Regions from separate parts of the Homo sapiens genome. Here regions 1 and 2 are each linked to region 3. Evidence: chromatin loops called from intact Hi-C (ENCODE). Cell type or tissue: dorsolateral prefrontal cortex. All regions are shown on one strand. Region 1 has its middle 10 kb from the start of COG2. Region 2 has its middle 16 kb from the start of AGT. Region 3 overlaps CAPN9 (calpain 9).

Region 1 (8,000 bases), 140 kb after region 3:
AGGCTGGAGTGCAGTGGCAGGATCTCTGCTCACTGCAGCCTCCACCTCCCGGGTACCCATTCAAGCAATTCTCCTCCCTCAGCCTCCCGAGTAGCTGAGATTACAGGCATGCGCCACCATGCCCAACTAATTTTTGTATTTTTAGTAGAGATGGGTTTCACCATATTGACCAGGCTGGTTTTCAACTCCTGGCCTCAAGTGATCCACCCTTGTCAGCCTCCCAAAGTGCTGGGATTACAGGCGTGAGCCACTGCGCCTGGCCTCAATGCCTACTTTCTCATGGACCACTCCTGTCAGCAACCTCTGAGTTTCCTGCCCTGCCGTCATTCACAGTATAGCTTGTAAAATACTTCTTTATACCCTGGTTGCCCAACTTGGTTACCATTCCCCTGGGGATACCTGAAAACTCTCTATACAATCTTGTGCACAGATCATTATAAGAGAGTCCCTTTCCAGGTCTTCTCCTTCCATATACACTCTGTAGTAGAACTGATATGCCCAAGAATGCATCAGATATCATTAGTGATAAATCTAACTTCCTTTTATTTATGATTCATGGATCAGGGCAGCCACCATCCTACAAAATAGAACAAGAAGGCCAGATGCGGTGGCTCACGCCTATAATCCCAGCACTTTGGGAGGCCAAGGTGGGCGGATCACCTGAGGTCAGGAGTTCATGACCAGCCTGGCCAACATGGTGAAACCCCGTCTCTACTAAAAATACAAAAATTAGCCAGGTGTGGTGGCGGGCACCTGTAATCCCAGCTACTCGGGAGGCTGAGGCAGGAGAACCACTTGAACCTGGGAGGCGGAGGTTGCAGTGAGCAGAGATTGTGCCACTGCGCTCCAGCCTGGGCGACAGAGTGAGACTCAGTCTCAAAAAAAAAAAAAAAAAAAAAAATAGAACAAGAGGTCCCACTGGGAAATTGCAGAACGGGGGTGGTTTGTAAGGTGAGAACAAGGAAACGGAACAATAGTAAAAAAGAAGCTGATTGGTTAACATCAGGTTACTTCAGGAGGTGACTTGTAGGGGTTAAAGCAGGGGAAACGTCCGTATGATGCTGACACAAGTGGACTGGAATCTCCTGTTTTCAGGAAAAAACTGGTCTGTTTGGAGATCTATCTCCTTCCTTAAAGTTTCAGTTTGATTAAATGGCAGTCAGTACGAGTGACTCCATTTTAGTTTAGTCTGGTCCATTGAGGCCTAGCGCAGGACCTCAGCCCCAAAAAACTGGTCTCCCTTAATTTTTTAACAGAAACATCAACACTTAGGACTTCCTTTCTTTCTTGTTAAGAGCAAAGGGTATCATTAGAAACAGAGTCTTTGGGTTACTGTTAGCATGCTCTGAAATCAGAAAAGCAGAATCCCTTTGGGTTAGTGACATTGATTCTTTTAAATTAAACTAAATTGGTTTGAGGGACTACCAAAAGTGTCCAGATACAATGGGGGTAGAAACACAAATCAGCATTTTAACAGGGGTTTTTCAGATTCAGTATGGTTAAGTAAAGAGAATAACTGAAAGCTAGCATTTAAAAAACAGTAAATTGTATCAGGCAAGTTTTATTCCAATCAAGTCAATCTTTTCCTATGTTATATTTTTAAAATACTAAATATTTTCAGCCTATAAATAATTTTAAAAAATATAGACTTATGATGAACTATTTCAGGTGTCAACTTAAAAATGTTCAAGATGGTATATAAATTCTATCAGGAGGTGTGTGAGCAAAGACGTCTACTCCTAGCAACCTGTGCTCGGGGTCTCCCGGTTCTCACTTCCTGTTCTTTTCTTAGTTTATCATAGTCACGTAGGTGTTCTCCCTGCTATTCTGGACCTATATCCTAAATCTCCCTTAAGGATTACCCTTTCCTATCTGACCTCCACATTTCAGATTCCCCAGAGCTTGATTCTGAGTCTCCTTCTATAGCAACGTGCTTTCTAGACCAGGATTTGTCAACCTTGGCACAACTGACATTTTGGGCTATATTATTCTTTGTTGTGTATTGTAGGATATTTGGCAGTATCCCTGGCCTCTACACACTAGTTGCCAGTAGCACTCCCTGCCTGAATTGTGACAATAAAAAATGCCTCCAGACATTGCCCAGTGTGCCCTGGAAGCAAGATCGCCACCTCCTATGTACCCTCATCTCTCAGTTTCAGAACCACTGTTCTCAATGATTCTAGACAGTATCATTGGTTTAAGTACTTTCTGTAAATGGAACGCTCTGAAGTTCTAATCCTGACCTGTTTATTGAGCTCAGACTCATATCCAACTGCCTATGGAATTTCTCTGTGGGGATATGTTAAGAGACACCAGGTTTTTAACATAACTTTAACTGGTTCCCTCCTCTACCTGTTCCTCTCCTGGTTTTCTCCCATTTTAGTAAAAGGCATTGCCTCCTACCCAGTGGCTAGGGCTTCCACCTTTGGGATGACTTCTCCCTTCCCCTATTCCCGTCTGTCAGCAAGTCCTATTGATGTTACCTCCAAAACAGAATGCAGACTTGATTGCTGTTCCCATATGAATCCAAATCCTGACGTGTGTGTGTGTGTGTCTGTGTGTGTGTGTTTTAACCTCAGTTACTGCCATCAGGCTTTCAGTCCCGCTACTCTAGGGAGACAGCTGTTTTTCAAGGTCATTTCAAGGTCACTCATAATCACCACTTTGCCAAATCCCATAAGTCATTCTCAGACCTCAGATTACTCAACCTGTCAGTCCCAATTGACACAGTAGTCCCTCTGTTTTTCTCAAAATGTTTCATTTTATTCACTTAGCTTCTGACTCTGCCTTTGTTTTCTGCCAGTCTTTGTTGGCTTGTCCTGACCTCAACTTTTCAGCACCAATGTGCTCCTGAACTCAGACCTGTTTTTGCTTAACTCAGAATCTCCCTCAAGGCAAAAATGAAGGCATGACTGGGCTATGTTCTCATCTGCAGGTTCAGCTGGGGAAGAATCTATTTCCAAACTCATTTAGATTTTTGGCAGAATTCATTTTCTTGCACCCATATGTCTGAGGGCCCCAGCCTCTTTTTGGCTATCTGTTGGAGTCTGCCCTCTGCTCCTAGAGGTCTCCTGCAGTTCCCTGCCATGAGACCTCTCCACAGTGGTTGTCAAGAAGCCCTTTGCTTCTTCAAAGTCAGCAGGAAAGCCTCTGATTCCAGTCAGCAAAAAAACAGACTTATGTAACATGGTGTACTTGTAGGAGGGACAACCCCTTACCTCACCATATTCTACTAGTTAGAAGCAAGTCTACGTCCTGTCTACTTTCAAAGGACATAACATAGGTCAGATATCAGATGGCCATCTTAAAATGCTGCCTAACACACCTTCCCTATCTCTACTCCCTGCACAGACAAGCTCTCCCAGCCTCAAGGCTTTAAGTAACACCTCTGTTCTAATGACTGTCACATTTCTGTCTCTAGCCTGGACCTCATTCCTGAACTCCTGACTTGTATATCCAACTGCCTACTTGTCACCTCCATGTGGATTTAACAGGCATCTCAAATTCAACACATCCAAAACCAGACTCCTGATTTCCTCTAACTTGCTCCTCCTGTAGTCTTTCCCATCTTGGTAAGCAGCAGCTTTATTGTTCCAGTGCCTCAGGCCAAAAATCTTAAAATCTTCCTAATCCTTATCTTGTTCACAGGATCCACGCATAATGCATCAACAAATTCTGTGTGTTTTGCCTTCAAAACACATACAGAATCTCACCACTTCTCCCCACCTGCCCATCTACTGCTCTAGTGCATGCCACTGTCATCGGTCATCTAGATCAGTGGTTCTCACCTGGGGAAGGTTTTGTCCACTCTTCTCCCCATGGGTTTTGGCAATGTCTGGAGACATCTTTGGTGGCACTACTGAGGGAAGGGTCACTACTGGCATCTAGTGGTTAAAGGCCAGGAGTGCTGCCAAACATCATACAACACACAGGGCAGCCTCTACAACAAAGAATTATCTGGCCTTAAATGTCAATGGTGCAGAGGCTGTGAAACCTGATCTAGATGAACGCAAGTAGCCTCTGAACTGTCTCCTTGCCTCTACCCTTGCTCATCCTCCTGCGAGTCTATACTCCACAAAGCAGCCTGAGGGATTCTTTTCAAATCTAAGCCAAGGCAGGCCTCTTCTCTGTTTGAAACCATACAATGGCTTCTCATTGGTCACAGAGGTAAGGGTCAATCCTAACAAAGGCCTTTGAGGACTTACGTGATCAGGACCCCACTACCTCTCTTCCCTGTCTCCTACCATTTCCCCTCTTGCTCCATTCCTATTGATCCCCATGCCTTTCTTCAAACACAATAGGCACGCTCCCATGTTCAGTTTGCTGTTTACTTTGTTTGGAATGCTTTTCTGCAGATATTACTGCTGCTCACACTTTTATTTTCTCCAGGTCTTTGCTCAAATAAGATAAACTTCCCTGACACAGCCTAATAAAATAGCAACCTGCTCCTGTAAACCTCCACCTGCCATGCCCCATACCCTGCTTTACCTTTTTTCCTAAAACTTATCAACTCCTAAGATAGATAGACTGATAGACAGAGAGATGAACAGATATATAGATGAATAGATAGATAGATGATAGATGGGTAGACGGATGGATACACAGATGATAGAGATAGATAGGTAGATGAATAGGTGCATAGATGGGTAGATGGTAGAGATAGATAAATAGATGATAGAGATAGGTAAGTAGGCAGATAGAAGACACATTAGATAGATATAAATGGATAGATGAAAGAGATGGATAGATATAGGTAGATGGTTGGATAGACAGATGATAGAGATGATAGGTAGATAGATAGATAGATAGATAGATAGATAGATAGATAGATACATAGATAGATAGATAATTTGTCTGCTTATAGTCTGACTGCCCCACTAAAATGGAAGCTCCATGGAGCCAAAAACTGTATCCTTCTTATTAACTATTCCATCTCTGGGGTCTAGTATGGTACCTGGCACATAGTAGGTGTTCCATAAATATTGAAGAATGACTAGTTTCCTTGTTTGTACTTTTGCCTTCATTCTAGCCATTCTCCACACAGCAGTCAAAGGATATTCTTAAAATGCGAGAGGAATGCTATCACTCCCCTTCACCCACCCTTCCAAACCCTTGAATTGCTTTTTATTGCTACTGGGTTTTTTTTTTGAGATGAAGTCTCGCTCTGTCACGCAGGCTGAAGTGCAGTGGCGCAATTTCGGCTCACTGTAACCTCCACCTCCCGGGTTCAGGTGATTCCCCTGCCTCAGCCCCCCGAGTAGCTGGGATTACAAGTGCACACCACCACACCCGGCTAATTTTTGTATTTTTAGTAGAGACAGGATTTCACCATGTTGGCCAGGCTGGTTTCGAACTCCTGACCTCAAGTGATCCTCCTGCTTTGGCCTCCCAAAATGCTCGGATTAGAGGTGTGAGCCACTGTGCCCTGCTTACTGCTCTTAAACTCCATTTGATTATTTACAAACCAAGCCAGATTAAGATTTTTGTCTTTAATCACTGAAAAGATTATGGTATCATCACCACTAGAGACAATTTTCTAAAGATGATAATGTTAAATCCTAAAATAAGTGTATTAGAAGCCTAACGATTTCAGATTTTACCAAAATCTCATTAATCATCCCGCCTCTGTATCTATCTAATCTTTTCCAACTGCCCAGTTTTCCCTTCTGTTTTGGGCCTTCACCATATTCTGCCAGAATTACTACAAAAGCTTTCCAATTTGTCTCTTCCCACCTCCAGCCAGATGTCTCCTTCCCTTCTCTCTCCACACCAATTCATTCTCCATATTAGCTCCAAAATGATCATTCTAAAATATATATCCCATTACATCCTTCTCCTACTTAAAATTCCTCAGGATCTCTAAATTTCCTTAGTGAAGGATTTTTTTAAGACCCATTAGTTGCAAATGGCAGCAATTCAAAGCAAACTGGATTGAACAAAAGGGAAAAAAATACAAAGCAAAACTTTAAAAAAGGGATTCTCATGTTCACATAGAAAAGGATTCTGTGGTAGTTCATAGTATTCAAAGAAAAGCAGAAACACTAGAATTTCAGGATCAAGAAATCGGGAGTTAAAATCAGTGGAATATTTTTTTTCTCACTGTCAGTGTCTCATGTCTACTTGTCTCCATTGGAGTGCTTTCTTCTTTAGTCAGCGTCTTTCCAAGTGTCAGGGAAGACCACCACTGCCAGCTCTGGAATCACATCCACCAAAGCCAGTCACTTCTGTAGAAAAACAGCATCTTTCCCACCATTTCTATATCAATCCCAGGGAACATTCTGATTCGTCAAATTTGGTCAGGTGGACCAATCAGATGTCCCCAACCAGACAGCATAAAGTGTGGGAGAAATATCCCACAGATATTAGCAGGCTGTCTGCAGGAGAAGGAAGATGAGAAAGCATAGTGGTCAGGCACAACTCAGTAGCTGATGTTTTCTGCAGATTATTAAACATGGCACATAAAGACCTTCCAGATCTGGTGCCTGCCAACCTCTTCAACTCCACCTTAACCCACATCTTCCTCACTTTCTGTGCTCCAGCCACAGTCAGCTACTTGAATTCTTGGGTGGCTTCTGCCTTCTTTTATCTCCAGCACATACTGTTCTCTGTACCTAAAACACCATTTGCTGCCTCATTATACAAAGATGATACTTCCACATTCTTCAGACCTTATCTCATACATTACCTCCTTCAGGAAGTCTTTGTTTTAACATGTGGATTTTATTATTATTCAAGTATAATGAGGCCAGCAGATCAGGAGATAATTATCCTTGAAAAGATCATTTATTACAGTTCCCAAGAGGAGGGGGCATACCATATCACAAAGGGCCACATGGGGAAGCACCAGGGTTGGTCAGGAGATCCAGGGAGAGAGCTTTTGTGGTGGTTTTGTGGGAAGGAATGGGTGAGACAGGGAAGCAGCTCTAGGATGGTCTAGTCTGAATAATTTCAACAGGCTCTGGGGCACAGAGGTCATCTGTAATTGTCTTGCACCTGGCCATGAGGTGATTAGGATAGGAGAATAGTGGCCCTACATATGGGAGCCCAATAAGAAAGGGGGTTGTGGGGTGTGGGCTCTGGATTGGTTGGTTTTCATATGAAAGGCACACTCTGTGGCAAGTCATTTAATATCTCTAGGAATTAAACAGTCCTGGAGGGGCAGTCCCTCCAGGGTCAGCAAGGCCGCAGATATAAAAGCAACAGAATACAGAAAATAAGTGGCAGGGTTAATACAATCTTTCCTAGCATTTTTTCAGCATCTTCTCCTAAATCAGGTTTAGGCATCTCTTTTTTATGATTCCAGAATACCCCTTGCACACTGCTGTGGTTACAATGGCAGCAGTACCGGCAAGGATATCTTAACCAACAGCCCAGCAATCTTTGACCTTCAAACTACATCTGGGGAAGTGGGTAAGAATTTGAAATCATTTTGCTGGGAGTGGGGGCTCACTCACCCACGTAACCTCAACACTTTGGGAGGCTGAGGCAGGAGGATTGCTTCAGCTCATGAGTTTGAGACCAGCTTGGGCAACATACAGAGACTTGTCTCTACAAAAAATTTTAAAAACTTAGGCAGGCATGGTGGCATGTGCCCGTAGTCCCAGCTACTCGGGAGGCTGAGATGGGAGGATTGCTTGAGCCCAGGAGGTTGAGATTACAGTGAGCCATAATCACAACCCTGCACCCTGCACTCCAGCCTGTGCGACAGACCCTGTCTCTAGTAAAAACAACACAATTAAACAAAATATTTAAGCCATTTAATTTCGATTTAATGGATATGTGACCTCATTTTTATTCCATAGTTTTTGAGACTGCACATGTAGTTTTCATTTAAATGCCTATAAAATATTTATTCATTTTCTTTCTGCTAAAATGATGCAAACAATACTCTTAGGTGTATTATACACTGAATTTTGACACTTTAAAGAATACCACTACATTAACTTATGCAGCCATGATTAATTTATCTTTGTGCAGACTATTGAATAAAATTGTTCTCG
Region 2 (8,000 bases), 74 kb after region 3:
TGATGGACAGGGGGCGGGAAGAGGGTGACAGGGAAGGCCCCATACCCCATGTGGCACCTGGGAAAGGAACCAGGCAGATGGGACTTCTTCCGTCCTGGTGACACAGGGCCAGACTGCTGCTGGTATTGTGCCCCGGGAGTGGAAGGTAGAGAAATAAATCTTCACAAATAAATATTTGCAATTTTCCCCCATCTGTTGAGTGCCTCTGCCTGCTCCTCCTCGATGGGATTAGGCCCACAGTTCGGAATCTTGGGGAGAGCCAAGGAAGCGGTAGGCACCCAGTAGGCCCACGGCCGTCGGCTGATAGCAATGGTGATGCTGTCCTACCTACTTGTGTAAGGCATTCGATCTTCCTCCCTTCCATACATATTGAAATAAATAAGCCGCGCAATGTGTTAGCTATTGATCAGAACTAAAGTGAAGTCAGCCACGGGGATTACAAATCTCGGCTTCTCCCCTCATGTTCCTGAGAGTCTTCCCCTGGTTTTGAACACATCTCCCTAGCTCGATGTCAAGGTGAGGGATTCTGTCGGCAACAGCAGTGCCCTTAGTTGCTTCGTCGTAACTCCCCGTCACCGGTTTTATTCAGTTACCTTCCAGTCCCACTCTCAGAGCTTCCTGGCTTGTTCTGCTCTCAAAGCGGGTAGAGCTGGCACACATGGACTCTCCGAAACGGCTGCAAGATGCCAAGTTTCTCGGAAGAACTGGAAGCACAGAGACCAGAAGTGCCTTAAGGTCTCGCTATTCAGTGTGGCGCTTAGACCGGCAGTGGCGGCAGCTGCCCTGGGAGCTTGTTAGAATGTGGCTTCTCACGCCCCTCCTGGACCTACAGAGTCAGAATCTGCAGTTTTACAGGAGGTCCAGGCTTGGAAGTTGCTCGTAGAGACCTGAGACAGCGCAGCCACGTGCTGGAAACAAAGCATTTAAGTTTGTGACTTTATTTTAAAAGGCAGCAGGCAGTCGACAAACCAATTTCTTCTACTTAGAGGCGGCTTCGGCTTCTGGAAGTCGCTAGGAGTATAAAGTTGCCAACCAGCGCTGTTCTCCCGCTGTTTTCTGTGCACTTATAAATGGGAAGTTAGGTCAGGATAGATCTCTCAGCTATTACAAGGATACAAAATACGAACATTCTACAAGTTACTTAACACACACACACACACACACACACACACACACACACACAAAATTAATTCCACAGGTCAGTTTCTCTGAAACATTTTTTCACTAAATTCTAAGTCTTCCTGGAGTTGCAAGTGCCTATCTCCTAGACAAGGCAATTACTCACCAACTAAAATCACTGTCAATCTGAGATTTCGGCTGGGCATGAGACCATGGTCAGGGGATGCTTTGAACAGCCTCTGAGGAAATTAGTGAGTTTGAAAAATGGAAAGATTTTTATTACTCACTTGGCAGTAAAACCTGATGGGGACAGACGTCAGGCTGTTTAAGATCCTCAGAAGAAAAAGTTGATAGTGTGAATATTCCTAAATTTGCCACACGAAGATGTACATGTGATTATAAGGTGCTGTTGCAGAAGCCCCTGGGGGTGTTATGGGATATACACTATATGGGCCACTTTACCTTCCTAAAATCTGAAAAACTTCAACTACTGAAACATGGACTGAAGGTTTTGAATAGTGGATGGTGAATTTGAATACCATCCCGTGTGATTTTTTTTTCTAGCAGACTTTAGTTTTTTAGAGCAGTTTTAAGCCCACACCAAAACTGAGAGGAAGATACAGCAATTTCTCATATACCCCCTACTACCTTCCAGTCTCCCCCATTATTGACATCCCCCACCCAGAGTGGTCCATTTCTTACAACCCACGAACCTACATTGACACATCATTATTACTCAACGTCCATAGTTTACATTAGGGTTGGCTCTTGGTGTTGTACATTCTATGGGTTTAGACAATTTTCAGGAGTTTCACTGACCTGAAAATCCTCTGTGTCCCTCCTATTCACCCCTCCTTCCCTCCTAACCACTGGTAACCACCGATCCTATTCCCATCTTCTCCATAGTTTTGCCTTTCCCACCCAGGATGTCATATAGTGGAATCATTCAGTATGTGGCCTTTCCAGATTAGCCTCTTTCACTTAGTAATGTGCATTTAAGTTTCCTCCATGTCTTTTCATGATCGCTCATTTCTTTTTTATTGCTAAATACTATGCCACTGTCTGGATGTGTCACAGTTTATTTATTCACCTACTGAAGGACATCTTGCTTGTTTCCAAGTTGTGGCAATTGCGAATTAAGCTGCTACAGACACCCATGTGTGGGTTTTTGTGTGGACATGTTTACCCCACACAATTTTTAAAGTTGCTCAATGATCAGAGATGTTCTGAGTGACTCTGATAGACCCACAAACATGTCAGTGACTCTATCCCTTCAAGAGAGTAAGGGTCTCAGGGCCCACACCCCTGAACTTGAGTAACCTCATTCTTCTGTTAAGTTAGCTGGAGCCAGGAGAGGAGTTTATGACTAAGTCCTCAAAAGCCAACACAACAGAAACAAAAATTGAAAACTGGCACTAAGTAAACTAAAGAGCTTCTGCACAGCAAAAGAAACTACCAACAGAGGAAACAGATGAACTAAAGAATGGGAGAAAATATTAGTAACTATGCATCCAACAAAGGTCTAGGATCTAGAATCCATAAGGAACTTAAACAAATCAACAAGTAAAAACAACCCCATTAAAAAGTGGGCAAAGGACATGAACAGACACCTCTCAAAAGAAGACACACAAGCGGCCAACAAATTTGAAAAAATGTTCAACATCACTAATGATCAGAGAGATGAAAATCAAAACCACAGTGAGATACCATCTCACACCAGTCAGAATGCCTGCTATTAAAAAATCAAAGGAACAAAAGATGCTGGTGAGGCTGAGGAGAAAAGGAAACACACACACTGTTGCTGGGATTGTAAATTAGTTCAGCCCCTGTATAAAGCAGTTTGGAGATTTCTCAAAGAACAAAAAAACAGCATTACCATTGACCCAGCAATCCCATTACTGCATATACACCCAGAGGAAAATAAACCATTCTACCAAAAAGACACATGCACTCATATGTTTACCACAGCACTATTCACAATAGCAAAGACATGGAATCAACCTAGGTGTCTATCAGTGGTGGACTGGATACAGAAAATGTAGATATACACCATGGAATACTATGCAGCTATAACAAAGAATGAAATCATGTCATTTGCAGCAACATACATACAGCCAGAGGCCATTACCCTAAACAAATTAATGCAGGAACAGAAAACCAAACACCACATGTTCTCACTTATAAGGGGGAGCTAAACACTAGGTACACATTGGGCCATAAATATAGGAACAACAGACACTGGAGACTCTAAAAAGGGGAGGAAAAGAGAAGGTCAAGGGTTGGAAAATTATCTACTCGCTACTATGTTCACTATTTGGGTGACGAGTTCCACTGAAGCCCAAATCTCAGCATCACACAATATATTCATGTAACAAACCTGCATATGTACACCCTGCAGCTAAAATGAAAAACAGAAAGTTACGTGGAGTGAGTGTCATCCTTCGAGGCTTGATTCTATGTTTTGTGAGGTGGCTTCAGAGCAGCCCTTTACATCGGGTTAATTTGGCTCCACCGCAGGGGCCATACCCCCACCCTCCACGTCTTTCCACTCTGGACACACTTTTCCCAGGCCCGTTTTGCTCTGGGGCTTTTTTCTACCTGCTCCTTTCTGGGGATTCTTTCCTTGGCCTTGACAACCTCTTTACACAGGCGGGCTGGTCAATACCCAGCTCCAAAAGCAAAGCGACGCTCCACAGACCTGTCTCCTCTCCGTTACTCTGCACCCCCAGTTCCAGCCTCTTCAGTGTCCCCAAACTCCACACCGCCTCCTCTCAGGGAATGGGCTGGGCTCTGGATGCTCCTGTGCATCCAGAGACCCTCCATGCTAGACGCTGGGCCATCGCAGGACCCCCACCTGCCCCTTCTCTCTAGGACCCTGCACTGCCGGCATCCGACACTGAGCAGCGCTGTTTCACACAGTATCGATTTTCAGTTGTTCAGGATGGGAGGGTCAATCAGGTCCCAACATGCCATCAAGCTGGATTACACAAGAGATTTAAACAGTCAGAATGCCACTCTGAATTTCGCTCTGTTGTCCAGGCTAGAGCGCAATGGTGCGATCTCTGCTCACCGCAATCTCCACCTACCGCATTCAAGCAATCCTCCTGCCTCAGCCTCCCAAGTAGCTGGGAATACAAGTGCCCGCCACCATGCCCAGCTAATTTTTGTATTTTTAGTAGAGACAGGGTTTCGCCATATTGGCCAGGCTGGTCTCAAAACTCCTGACCTGAGGTGATCCGCTCACCTTGGCCTCCCAAAGTGCTGGGATTACAGGTGTGAGCCACACCGCACCCGGCCAATAATACATTTTAGTTCAAGATTAGTGAGAGCTAAGGAGAAATGAGAATGCTGATTGTTCTGAAATTCAGTCTCCACATGAAAACCAGCTGAGGGTTGAGTGGAAAATGGAGAAACTTTCGCAATCAAATGAAGGTAACACTTCCTTCACTCAACAATTTACAGATGTTCACAGCCATCCAACACGAAGCTTAGTGGCTGATCAAAAGTAGCAGGATATTTTCAGGGTAAAAACTGAGACTCACGGGCAGCACCAAGAATGTCTGCACATCTCAAAAGACAGACAGCGTTTCCTTTAGGGCGCTGAGGCTGAGGTCTTACACAGAGAGGAGGATTGCCAACTGGCAAAGCCCTGCTTTTCACCAACTGCTCGAACGGACTGGACTGCCTGGCTGCTGATAGGGAGGGAGAGATCCACCAGATCTATTCAGATGCCATGAACAGAGAAAATAACACTGCCTTCAAACGGGGACCCCTAACAGATCTTGCTTAAGAATCTAACAGTTCAGCATCTGCAGTTGATCACTGCTTTTGAGTTCTGAGACATGAACACACCATGGAGGTGTCCACGTTGTCAATGACTCAGCCATGCTGGCTCCAATTACTGCACCACCAGTGCTGTTGCTGCTGTTAGAGTGACATCTAGACCCCAGTACCAGAGAGCTTCATGGTTGTTTCAAAAGGGCCCCGCAAAGGAAAATCAGCCCTTACCTCCTGCACTACAGAGTTCCTGAGTGACCCTGCTTTTATTCCATCACTAGGATCATTAAGCCATGGCAGCACAGCTTGGTGACTGTGCGGTTCTCATATGGGCAACTCCATATAGCAGTTCTAGGGAGCTGCGAGGAATTACCAAAAAAGACCCCAGATGAGAGATTGGGGAGTTCATCTACAGAAGTTCCAAATCCTTTTTTTCTTTCTCTCCTTCCTGGACACACAGCTAAAACTACAGTTCCAGGCCCCACGTGCCTGAGCGCCACACACTGGAGTGAGGGGGAAGGATTTTGTGCTCACCCAAACTGGGGCCAGAGCCACACCCTGGGCGCCCCCATCACACTCTTCTCCCTTTCTGGTAGGTTGCAGTGGAGGGGGAGTGGGCTGAATGGTGGCCTTCAAAAAGATATGTCCACATCCCATCCCCTGGAGCCTGTGAATGTGAACACATTTGGAAAAGGGTCCTTGCAGATGCAATTAAGCAAGGAATCTCAAGATGCGATCATCCTGGATTAACCAGGTGAGTCCTGAATCTGATGACAGTATCTCTATCAGTCAGAAAGGGAGAAGGCCACGTGAAGACGGAGGCAGAGACTGGGGTGATGCTGCCGTAGCCAAGGAACACCTCCAGCCACAGGACGCTGGAGGAGGCGAGGAATCTCCCCTAGAGCCTTCAGGGGGAGCACGGCCCGGCTGACGCCATGAGTTTAGACTTTTCAAAACTGTGAGAGAATGCACTTCTGTTGTTTCCAGCTACCACACTTGTGGTAATTTGTTACGGCAGCCCTAGAAATGAATGCAGGAGGTTCCTCCAGGGTGAACTTGGAAGCCATAGGATGGAGATGGCTGACTTCCAGTCAGCCTGAGTCCCCGAATGACCTACTCATGGCCTCCCCAGCAGCATTATAGTAGAACAAAAAAAACTTCTCCTGTGGCTGACACCCACTTTTGAGTCTGTATATTAGAAAAATTGAAACTAATGACAGGTTTACAGTATGTAAGTATTATTTCATCTTTAAGCTTTATTCAATAGTAATTTCTCCAAAGCAAAGCAAATAAAACACATACCAAAGAAAGGAGAGATGTTCTGGGGGAACCATGGACAAAGGCTCTGAAGCCTTTCACTTTACTTAAAGATTCTTGTCTCTTTCCTTTTTCTTTTTTTCTTTGAGACGGAGTCTCACACTGTTGCCCAGGGTAGGGTGCAGTGGCATGATCTTGGCTCACTGCAACCTCTGCCTCCCAGGTTCAAGTGATTCTCCCGCCTCAGCCTCCTGAGTAGCTGGGACTACAGGCACGTGCTGCCATGACCAGCTAATTTTTTATTTTTAGTAGAGACGGGGTTCCACCACGTTGGCCAGGCTGGTCTCGAACTCCTGACCTCAGGTGATCCGCCCACCTCGGCCTCCCAAAGTGCTGGGATTACAGGCGTGTTTCTTAGAAATAGGTGTTATGGCATCAGGGCTGTCACTGAGAAAGGCAGTGTGCTGAGTCCAGGGCCAGCCTGGGGCTTGACAGGGTCAAAGAAATCAACAACTTGCGTTCCAATTCTTGACTGTCAACTTTGTTGTAGTGCTGATTTTAGGGATGAAGAATTATGTAACAATTAGTAAACCAGGCTCTGGAATTATCTTGCTTGGGTTTCAACCCTACTTATTAGTTATCTTGATGACCTAAGCTGTCCGTTTCCTCATCTGTAAAATGAGAATAATAATGCTGGAGTTGGATGGGCTGTTAAGTCATAACCCTCTCCTCCTATGTTCTAAAATAAATGAGAAGGGCAGAGCACTCAGGGAGATGGGGACAAACATTTGGGGTCTATTGATGAAGGCTGGAGTGGAGGAAGTAGTTTACCTCCATGTGGCTACTGAGGTAGCTTTGCACTGGATCGGCTTAGCGAGGCTGGACCTGTGTTCCCCACGACTCCCTTCCTGGGATGGTTTGAGGTTGGCCTTGGTCACAGGAAACAGCTGCAGGAGGTGGGGTGGGGTGGCTGCATGCTGATATGCAGCAGGCTGCTGCAGCCCAGGCTCCACTGCAGCTCTTGCATATTGACTCAGAGCTGCAGGCTCTCCTGCTGGCTTGGGGCGGGAGGCAGGCATGCAACTCCTCCAGCTCCTGCTGGGTCTCTTCCTTCAGCTTCCCTGAATGCTGGGCCAAGTGCATGTGCAGCTTCCTCTGCACATCACCCCATCACTGAAATGGGGAGACCAGGAGGCAGCAAGAGCCAGATGCGGGCTCCATTTATCCCCACGGGTTCCAGTTCATTCTCTCTCCCCCACTGCACGCCCGTCTTTCCTTCCGCTGGCCCCCTGCTGATGGTACCCCACCCTACCACAGCCCTGCCAGGTGAGCCGGCTCCCACACCAGGGAGGTCAAGCCCTGAGAAGAAATCCCTTCTCTGTCTCTCTCCCATGGTTCTGTCACTGACCAAATTTCCCAACAGTGAACTCCAGAACTGGACACTTCCCCCTCCAGGGGCAGGGCCTCCAGTCCTAAGCCCAAAGCAGATGCTCTCTACACAGGGCGCCACTGTCCAGTGTCTGTTACCTGCAAACAGAAAGTGCAAGCCCCTCTTTGTGGCAGGCTGGGGGCTGCGTGGAAGCCCCTGGGGCTCCACACACACCTGGCTCTTGGTGCTTTCACCACTGGGGTTTCCTCTGACTTCTCTAGCCCTCCTCATCCCGGTCTGTGCTAAAAAACTCAAGCCTGCTAACTACAGGACCTGCTCTCATTCCCTACCATTTACTTCCTCTCCCCAGGGCTAACCTTTGAACAAAGAAGGGACTGAGATGCACGGGAATGCAAGACTAAGGACTCAACATAGCTGCTTCCAGCTCCTCATCAGGCTGGGAGGGCCCAAGCCACAG
Region 3 (8,000 bases):
TAATGAGTGAGGAAAAAACTTTACTGTGTTTGAGCCTTTATATATTTGGGGTCTATTCACTACTGCAGCTAGTGTTACCTTGAGTCATTGGTGCCTTGAATTACAGAACTGCCACAACGAAATTCTAAAATATGTTAGCAGTTGAGCAAGAGGGATCATGGAACTGTTCGAGCTGGAAAATGGTTATCTATGTTATGCAGTGGCAAAACATTGGGTAAATCTGTTGCATGTTGTTATGGACTGAATGTTTGTGGTCTCCCCTAAATTCATATGTTGAATCCTAACCCTCGAAGTAGTAGTGTCAGGAGGTGGGGCCTTTGGGAGGTGACTAGGTTGTGAGGGTGGAGCCCTCATGGATGGGGTTAGTGCCATTATAAAAGAGGCCCCAGAGAGCTGCCTTGCCCTCTTTCTACCATGTGAGGACAGAGTGAGAAGGATCCATCTATAAATCAGAAACAGGGCCCTCCACAGATATAGGTACTGCCTGTGTCATCTTCTTGGACTTCCTGGTATCTAGAACTGTGAGAAATAAATTCCTGTTCTTTGTAAGCCACTCAGTCTATGGTATTTTTTTATAGCCACCCAAATAGACTAAGACAACTATAAAAATACAGAAGGCAGAACAAATCACTACTGAGGCTGTGTTCTATGGGAAAAGAATGAAAAAGGCTGGAATAGTCATGGTTTTGGGTTGTAGTATTTTTTTTTTTTTTTTTTGAGATGGAGTATCACTCTGTTGTCCAGGCTAGAGTGCAGTGATGCAATCTCGGCTCACTGCAAGCTCCACCTCCTGGGTTCACGCCATTCTCCTGCCTCAGCCTCCCAAGTAGCTGGGACTATAGGCACTCACCACCACCCCTGGCTAATTTTTTGTATTTTTAGCAGGGGTGGGGTTTCACTGTGTTAGCCAGGATGGTTTCAATCTCCTGACCTCGTGATCCACCCGCCTTGGCCTCCCAAAGTGCTGGGATTACAGGCGTGAGCCACCGTGCCCTGCTGTTGTATTTTAAAAGCTGTTACAAGAAAGAGATGAGCTCAGGCAAGACTTGATTGGTTGGAGCACATGAAAGGGAATAGAGCCAGAAACCAGAAATTTGTGGTCTCACAGGGTTAGAAGGGCCAACTTCTAGAACCCAAACAGGAAGAAATAAGACTGAAAAAGATTCTAGAGATGAAGGCCCAATACAAATGTTCAATTAAACAAAGAGATTCAGGCCAAGGGAAAGTCCAGAGTAGAAATGTTTACTTCCTACGTAGGTCGATATCTTTAGATGCTCTCAGGGCAGCTGCCTTCAAAGGTACCTCTCATCAAGATGGGTGTGGAGGGAATGGATCCTGTGAGCAGTAGGGCTGCCTGTCTTCAAATTCACTGTGTAAACCTGGATGACAAAGAGTGCCAAGGAGGTGTGTCAGGCTAGAGACCAGAGGCTCTTCCTCTATTGGATTGCAGGAACCCCCTGAAGACTCTTCAACAAACCGAGAGCTGGGGTGAGCCCCCACCAAGACAGGAGGGAGATTAAATTTCCCTCTAATCTGGGTGTATATGAGGAGTCTGAGACAGATGAATTTGATTTGCCAAAAATGGAGAGAGAAGGCTGGGCGTGGTGGCTCATACCTGTAATTCCAGCACTTTGGGAGGCCAAGGTGGGTGGTTTCTCTGAGGTCAGGGGTTCGAGACTAGCCTGGCCAACACGGTGAAACCCCATCTCTACTAAAGATACAAAATGAGTCGGGCGTGGTGGCGCATGCCTGTACTCTCAGCTGCTTGGGAGGCTGAGGCAGGAGTATCACTTGAACCTGGGAGGCAGAGGTTGCAGTGAGACGAGATCGCACCACTGCACTCCAGCCTGGGCAATAAGAACAAAACTCCGTCTCAAAAAAAAAAAAAAAAAAAGAAAGAAAGAAAGAAAAAGGAAAGCGAGAGAGAAGCACAGTGCTCCTTACGCCCCAGGGCCATGGGACTTGCTCGTATCTGCAGTTAACACAGGAACAAGCACGGTACCAGAATTCCCCATCATCCAGAGCAGTGTGACACAGACGCTTCTGCTCAGCTGGACCAACAGAACGCCACTCCGGAGAACTAGGAGTAAACAAAATTGGTGTTCAGGCAGAGGTCATGATGAAGAGCAACAATGGCCTTGATGTGGAACCCACAGTGTGCGGTTATGGAGGAAATAAGACCTGCTTAGTAACTACTCACTGGGTCCCAAAAATGCACCCAGGGATGTAGCGGCAGGTGAGCCACTGGCCCCCAAATAAGAGGGCTGGTCAGAAAGTACATCTCCAAGTGTTGCTGATGGATAAAATACCCCTGAGGATGATCTGAACCACCGACATGGAAGATTATCTTGGGATAGTCACAAGGCATTGCATGCCCGTGGGGTAGCAGAAGAGCCCGGCTGGAAGCCACAAGTCTGCTGACTTTCGTGCTTGGCCTCCAACTTGCCATGTGACCTGGAGCAGTACTTGGCCCTTCCTTAATGGACAAGCTGACACTTGGAAAGGTGATAATGCCTTACACCTGCCCATGCTTGATGTTGTCTGTACCCGGCACCTTTTGTATGTGACCTCGCTGGCAAGCCAGGTGGGGTTCTGTGAGCTAGGTGTGCCCGTCCTGCAGATAAGAGGGCTCAGGTAGGCCCATGGAAACACTCTCAGGGAAGAGTAGGGGTAGGAATGGCTGCCTGTCACTCTCCAAACTCAGGATTTGTGACTCCAAGTTCATTGCATTTTCTGTGACTCCCACAGCCGCCTCCAAATAGTTCAAAGTAGGTCACCACTGTTGCGGTGCTACAGCCAACGTGGCAGCTCCCTCTCATCCTGTGATCTCAACTCAACCTCAGGGGAGTGCTCAGGTGATCCAAGGGGAGGATCAGCCGGGACCTGTCTCCAGGTGCTCGGGCCAGGGTCAGAAGAGTGGAACTGGCAGCCATTATTTTCTTTTGGAGCCATTATCCTAAGTGGCTCACACCCAGATAATTGGCCTGACAGGCTGGCCATGCGGTGCCTTCAACCCTACTCACATGTCACCAGCAGCACAGCGAAGTCAGGGAGTCGGGATGGCGCCTGCCCCTCCCATCACCCATGGAGGCTGCATGAGTGGAAGACAAATTTTATTCCAGCCTTGGCTCTCAGTCACTTTCTTGATTTCTACCTCTGTGAGTCCCAGAAAATGGGAGACAATGGCCCATTTTCCCTTTATAGGCTACGATCTCAAAGTTGAGGGGCACTGCACATCTTACAACGTGACGCAGTCTCACTAATTTTGGTTTCAGTAGTTCTCTGTGCTTTCCATTTCTGCCAGGAGAGGGAGGCCAATCTCTTTCCTCCTCAACCCATCTCAGCTCATCTCTGCCAATGCTTCTTGGTTCTCAGAAGGCGGCAGCCAAGGCCAGAGCAGAGGATGGTGGGACGAGAGCCTCCATGGGGACAATGACAGCCTGGAAAGCACAGGCCTGTGTGCCCTGCCCTCACGCTGGGGTCTGGCTAATACAGCAGCGGCTGCACCATGTCTGGCGACCTGGTAGCTGTGTCTGGACTGAAGACAAACACTGGCTCAGTTTTAACCAAGTTCTAGACTAGCTTCAGATTTCCCCAGAAGCTCAGGGGCCATGGATGTGGCAGGAAAGGGCTTCAGGAGCCCAACAAGCAGCGGACGAGCAACAGCTTCAGGCAGGCCCTGCCACGCACCCACACAAACATCCCTGGTTCTTAGTCACCTGGTCCACTTCCCAAGGGACCAGAGCTGGAGGAGCTGTGGGGACACACACAGAAAAGGCAGACCTTTCTTGATAACTGGGGGCCAAAACTCTGGTTAACAGCTCTGTAATAGATAAAATTCCAATTCCATGTCCTCTATTTTTTTTCCTTTAAAAAAAAAAAAAAAAAAGAGATGGGGTCAACATGCTCTGTTGCCCAGGCTGGAATGCAGTGGTGCAATCATAGCTCCCTGCAGCCTCAATCTCTCATACTCAAGTGATCCTCCCACCTCGGCTTGCTGACGTGTTGGAATTATAGGCATGAGCCACCATGCTCAGCCTCACTTCTATTTCTCTGCTGGGCTATTGGGCCTCTGCCATGGTCAGTGACCATCAGAGAGAATCCTATAGTTACATGCTAGGTAATATTTCAGGGATTCCGACACTCCAAATACACACACACACACAAACACACACGCACTTATGCATATGCACACTGCTTACTGGAGTTACTCACAACTACAGATAAAGCTTTTCACCATATCACTGGGTTATAAACATCACCATGGGAGGTAACACATTTATGTATTGACATAAATACAATTCGTGAAAGTTAGAGTGCTGTTGTAAAAGTCTTTCTTGAGAATCAACCTTGATGCAAGGTGGGCCTGAGGGCTGAAAGGGGAGGAAGAAGGGGCACCTCAGAATCGGGACAGGATCCTGAGTCAGAGCCCGGGAGGATAGTAGACAGGCCACTCCTTCACATGTCTGCACAAGCCAGCTCTGGCCCCACACGCCCCGGGAACCAGCCAGAGAGGCAGGATAGGGTGACTGACCTGTCGCTCCACGACCCGTTCCACTCAACCTGGCCCCAAGGGTTCCGGATTCGGATGAGCTCGATTCTCTGGCCTCGGAAGCTTACCTAGAAGGGAAAAGCATGAGGGAAGTGTGAAATGATAAATATGGTGGAGGTTTGGCCACATTCATCTATGAGCTCCAGGTGGACCAGCTCCATCCAGAACTGGTTCTGTTGAAAGTCTCTTGCCTAAAATGCTGCTGAAGGTATGTAGAAGTTCGCCAGTTCTTAACCAGCCCTTGGAACCTTCTAATTCCTATTGAATAATTGCTACTATTGCCAATGATATTATATTAAGCACCAAAATGCTTATGCCACATCTGGGAAGTAAAGTAGAATTGCAATTAACAAGAAATTAGTCCATATGAATCTAAAAATGGGTTTCTCTCTAGACTTGGATCTCCCTAGAGGCAGGAGCCAAGTCTTAGGCATCTTCAGCATCTAGCAGAGTGAATGGTAAAGAGTAGTCCTCAAAGGTGCTCATGGAACTATTACTGAACTTTCTTCATCCTAGCATCCCATGCACAGATGAATGATAAGAAAATAAGCACATGTTGGGGATTTAAACACAACAATAAACAAAAACAGCTTTTACGTCTTCTAGACCCAATATTCTCCTTATTTCAGGTGTCTGTGAGGATTCCTGCTGTTCACCTCAATCACCCTTGAGCCTGTGTGCCCTCAGGCTCTGCCTGGGAGCAGGGACAAGGGCCAATGCATTTGAGAAGGGTTTTAGAGGAGAGAGGGTGAAAGTAAAAGACTTCTAGTTATCAACTAACCAGAAACTGTAGCAGTCAGAATGTTTTATCCTCATGCATTTGGCATAAATTATATTTTGGATGTGTAAAAATTCAAGTAACATCAACTCTTCGGAGTCCAAGATGTGGCTTGTGGCTCACCATTAAAGGGGCTCATTTAATTTGAAAGGTTCAGGGCAGGTGAGTTCCTTGTAGGGGGGAGAGGAAGCAAAATCAAGCAAACCAAGATGATGAGAGGTTTCTGTTGTTACGTGGAATACGTAGAAGATCTAACCTAGAAACATCACATGCCTGCTTGAGTGAGCAATCTGCAAGTCATCTATGGATGGTGAAGGAGGACAAAGGAGCCAACACAAATAGCTAACATTCTAAAGAATCCCAAAGAGTCCAACGGCGTCTCACACCTTGGCTCCAGTGAGGAGGAAGGGCAGGGTCTCCCTTCAGTGTTCTTTACTCCCCACGCATTCAGAGGATGTCACTCAAAAGGTGGGTGGCTACAGAAGACCAGGTGCATCTGCACCTTCTAAGTACTGGGCTTGAGACTGGTCCAGGGAGGCATGGAGTGGGCAAGGCAGGCTGCTGGGCTTTGCTGAGCTTGAGTCTGGCAGAGTGATACCTTTGGCTTCTTGTCCTCCTCTTTCATTCAATTCTTTCTTTCTCTTCCCCTTGTGCCCCTCAAGGATCTCTCCTCCTAACCAACAGCTCCCTTGAAGTCAGGGTGGTGCTGTGTGGAGTCTGGGTGTCCCCCAGGATCAGTTCCACCCTGGGCTACAGCTACAAGAATGGGACTCGTGGTGATTAATTTTATGTGTCAACTTGACTGGGCCATGGGGTGCCCAGATATTTGCTTTAAGGTTATTCTGGTTGTGTCTGCAAGGGTGCTTCTGGGTGACATGAAATTTAAGTTGATTGAGTAAAACAGATTGCCCTCCCCAGTGTAGGTGGGCCTCATCTCATCTGTGAAGACCTGACCAGAACAAAAAGGCAGAGGAAGGGGGAATTCACTCTCTCTTCCTGGGTGCCTGAGCTGGGACATCCGTCTCTCCTGCCCTCAGACTGGGACTTTTACCATTGGTGTTCCTGGTGGCTAGGCCTTCCTTTCAGACTCAGACCAGAACTACACCACTGGCTTTCTTGGGCCTCCAGTTTGCAGAGAGCAGATCGTGGGACTTCTTACTCTTCACAATTGCATGAGCCAATGCCTTACAATAAATCGTATTACAGGTGATCCTGGAACAATGTCAGGGGTTGGGGTGCCAACCCTCCTGCATTGTCAAAAAATCTTGTATTCCCTAAAGCTGAACTCCGAATAGCCTACCATTGACCAGAAGTCTTATCGATAACGTAAAGAACCAATTAACATGTTTTATAATTATTTATATTATATACTGTATTCTTACAATAAATAAGCCAGAGAAAAGAAATGTTATCAAGAAAATCATAGGGAAGAGGAAATACATTTACTATTTATTAAGTGGAACTGGGTCATTGTAAAGGTCTTCATCCTTATTATCTTCATGTTGAGTAGGCTGAGAAGGAGGAGGAGGAGTTGGTCTTGCTGTCTCAGGGGTGGTAGAGATGGAAGAAAATCCCCATATAAGTTCAAGCCTGTGTTGCTCAAGGGTCAACTGTGTGATGTAGATAGATAGATAGATAGATAGATAGATAGATAGATAGATAGATAGATAGATAGATAGATAGATAGGTGTGTGTGTGTTTAATTGTATGTATATATATTTGGTTCCCTAGTGATTCTATTTCTCTGAAGAATCCTGACTAACACAGGACTGAAGGAGAATTGGGAAAGAAAGGAAATTAAAAATAAACAAAGACCAGGCGCTTACAGCTGCTAAACGAGTTTTGTGCTGCGGTGGAATCACATGGTTTCTCTCTTTCCTGGCTTGCCGTTTTGAATTCCAGCCTGCCTCTTTAGGTGACATAATCTCTGAAATGCCTGAAAGGCAGACATTTAAACTGCAATGCACTGAATAAATGCCTAAGGGATTAGCATTGTCACATGTCTCCCCATAGCCTGCAGTTGGAGTTCAAGTCGCCTACCTGGTCAATTCCCGTTACACTGTAGGCATGACCCTTAATAAGACCAAACGGCGTCCGGGCCTCAGATTCTGCAGCACTTCTGGTCTAAAACATGGAAAGAGCAGAGTCACACCCACCGTCTAAGTCAAGCCTCCCCTGCTGGATCAGACCCAGCTACATGCCTGGCCCGGTCACAACCTCCAGCCCCTTCTGCTGCCCCAGGTGCAGGCCATGTGCGTGGGCTATGCACGGGGCTCCCCTAGGATGTTTAGCAGTGACATGAAGCAAGTTCCAGTCTCTTCCCAGGATGGGGAGGCGCTCGCTTCCAGTGTGGACTCCAAAGAACAGTTCACTATTTTGTCCCCAAACAGAACAACTTGTCACCTTCATGTAGTATAGTGTGAGAGAGAAGACACAATCACATACATCCCAGAGACGAAAAGAAGAATATAACAACAGGACACACAGCTCTGCGTCACAAACCTGAAAGTGCAGAGGAACTGGCTAATTCATTAGCAAAAAACAGACCCCAAGGCTAATCTAAGAGGAAACAGAAAACTAGAATTGATTAAAAAAAATACATAGTGTCATAGCAGTCCATAAAAAACAACAAAAAGTTTTAAAAAGATGAGATAAAATTATAAGTGTGTG

The links. A loop is a pair of places that touch in the nucleus more often than their neighbours do. Peaks named below come from ENCODE experiments on the same cell type or tissue, not always from the same donor. Only the 100,000 strongest peaks of a DNase experiment are listed, where the experiment ranks them.
Region 1: a loop joins it to region 3, with 6 times the contacts of the local background. A loop is called at or near these places in 68 of 110 quality-filtered maps.
Region 2: a loop joins it to region 3, with 2.3 times the contacts of the local background. A loop is called at or near these places in 24 of 110 quality-filtered maps.

What each region holds. Positions count from the first base shown.
Region 1 is chr1:230,628,353-230,636,352 of GRCh38, reverse strand. No RefSeq gene overlaps it. Among named protein-coding and RNA genes, the nearest start is that of COG2, 10 kb to the left of the region's middle. In dorsolateral prefrontal cortex, a CTCF peak has its summit at 3,889 (motif pointing left); a DNase peak (open chromatin) is centred at 3,913; H3K27ac peaks cover 1,429 bases.
Region 2 is chr1:230,694,332-230,702,331 of GRCh38, reverse strand. No RefSeq gene overlaps it. Among named protein-coding and RNA genes, the nearest start is that of AGT, 16 kb to the left of the region's middle. In dorsolateral prefrontal cortex, no CTCF peak of the experiment used is centred here; a DNase peak (open chromatin) is centred at 739; H3K27ac peaks cover 2,507 bases.
Region 3 is chr1:230,768,634-230,776,633 of GRCh38, reverse strand. CAPN9 (calpain 9) reads right to left here. Exons shown (of 20, transcript NM_006615.3): 6 at 7,371-7,454; 7 at 4,535-4,620; 8 at 2,003-2,080. CAPN9-AS1 (CAPN9 antisense RNA 1) reads left to right here. Exons shown (of 2, transcript XR_001738518.2): 2 at 1-553. Among named protein-coding and RNA genes, the nearest start is that of CAPN9-AS1, 23 kb to the left of the region's middle. In dorsolateral prefrontal cortex, CTCF peaks have their summits at 3,095 and 3,297 (motif pointing right); DNase peaks (open chromatin) are centred at 2,998 and 3,393; H3K4me3 peaks cover 735 bases; H3K27ac peaks cover 977 bases.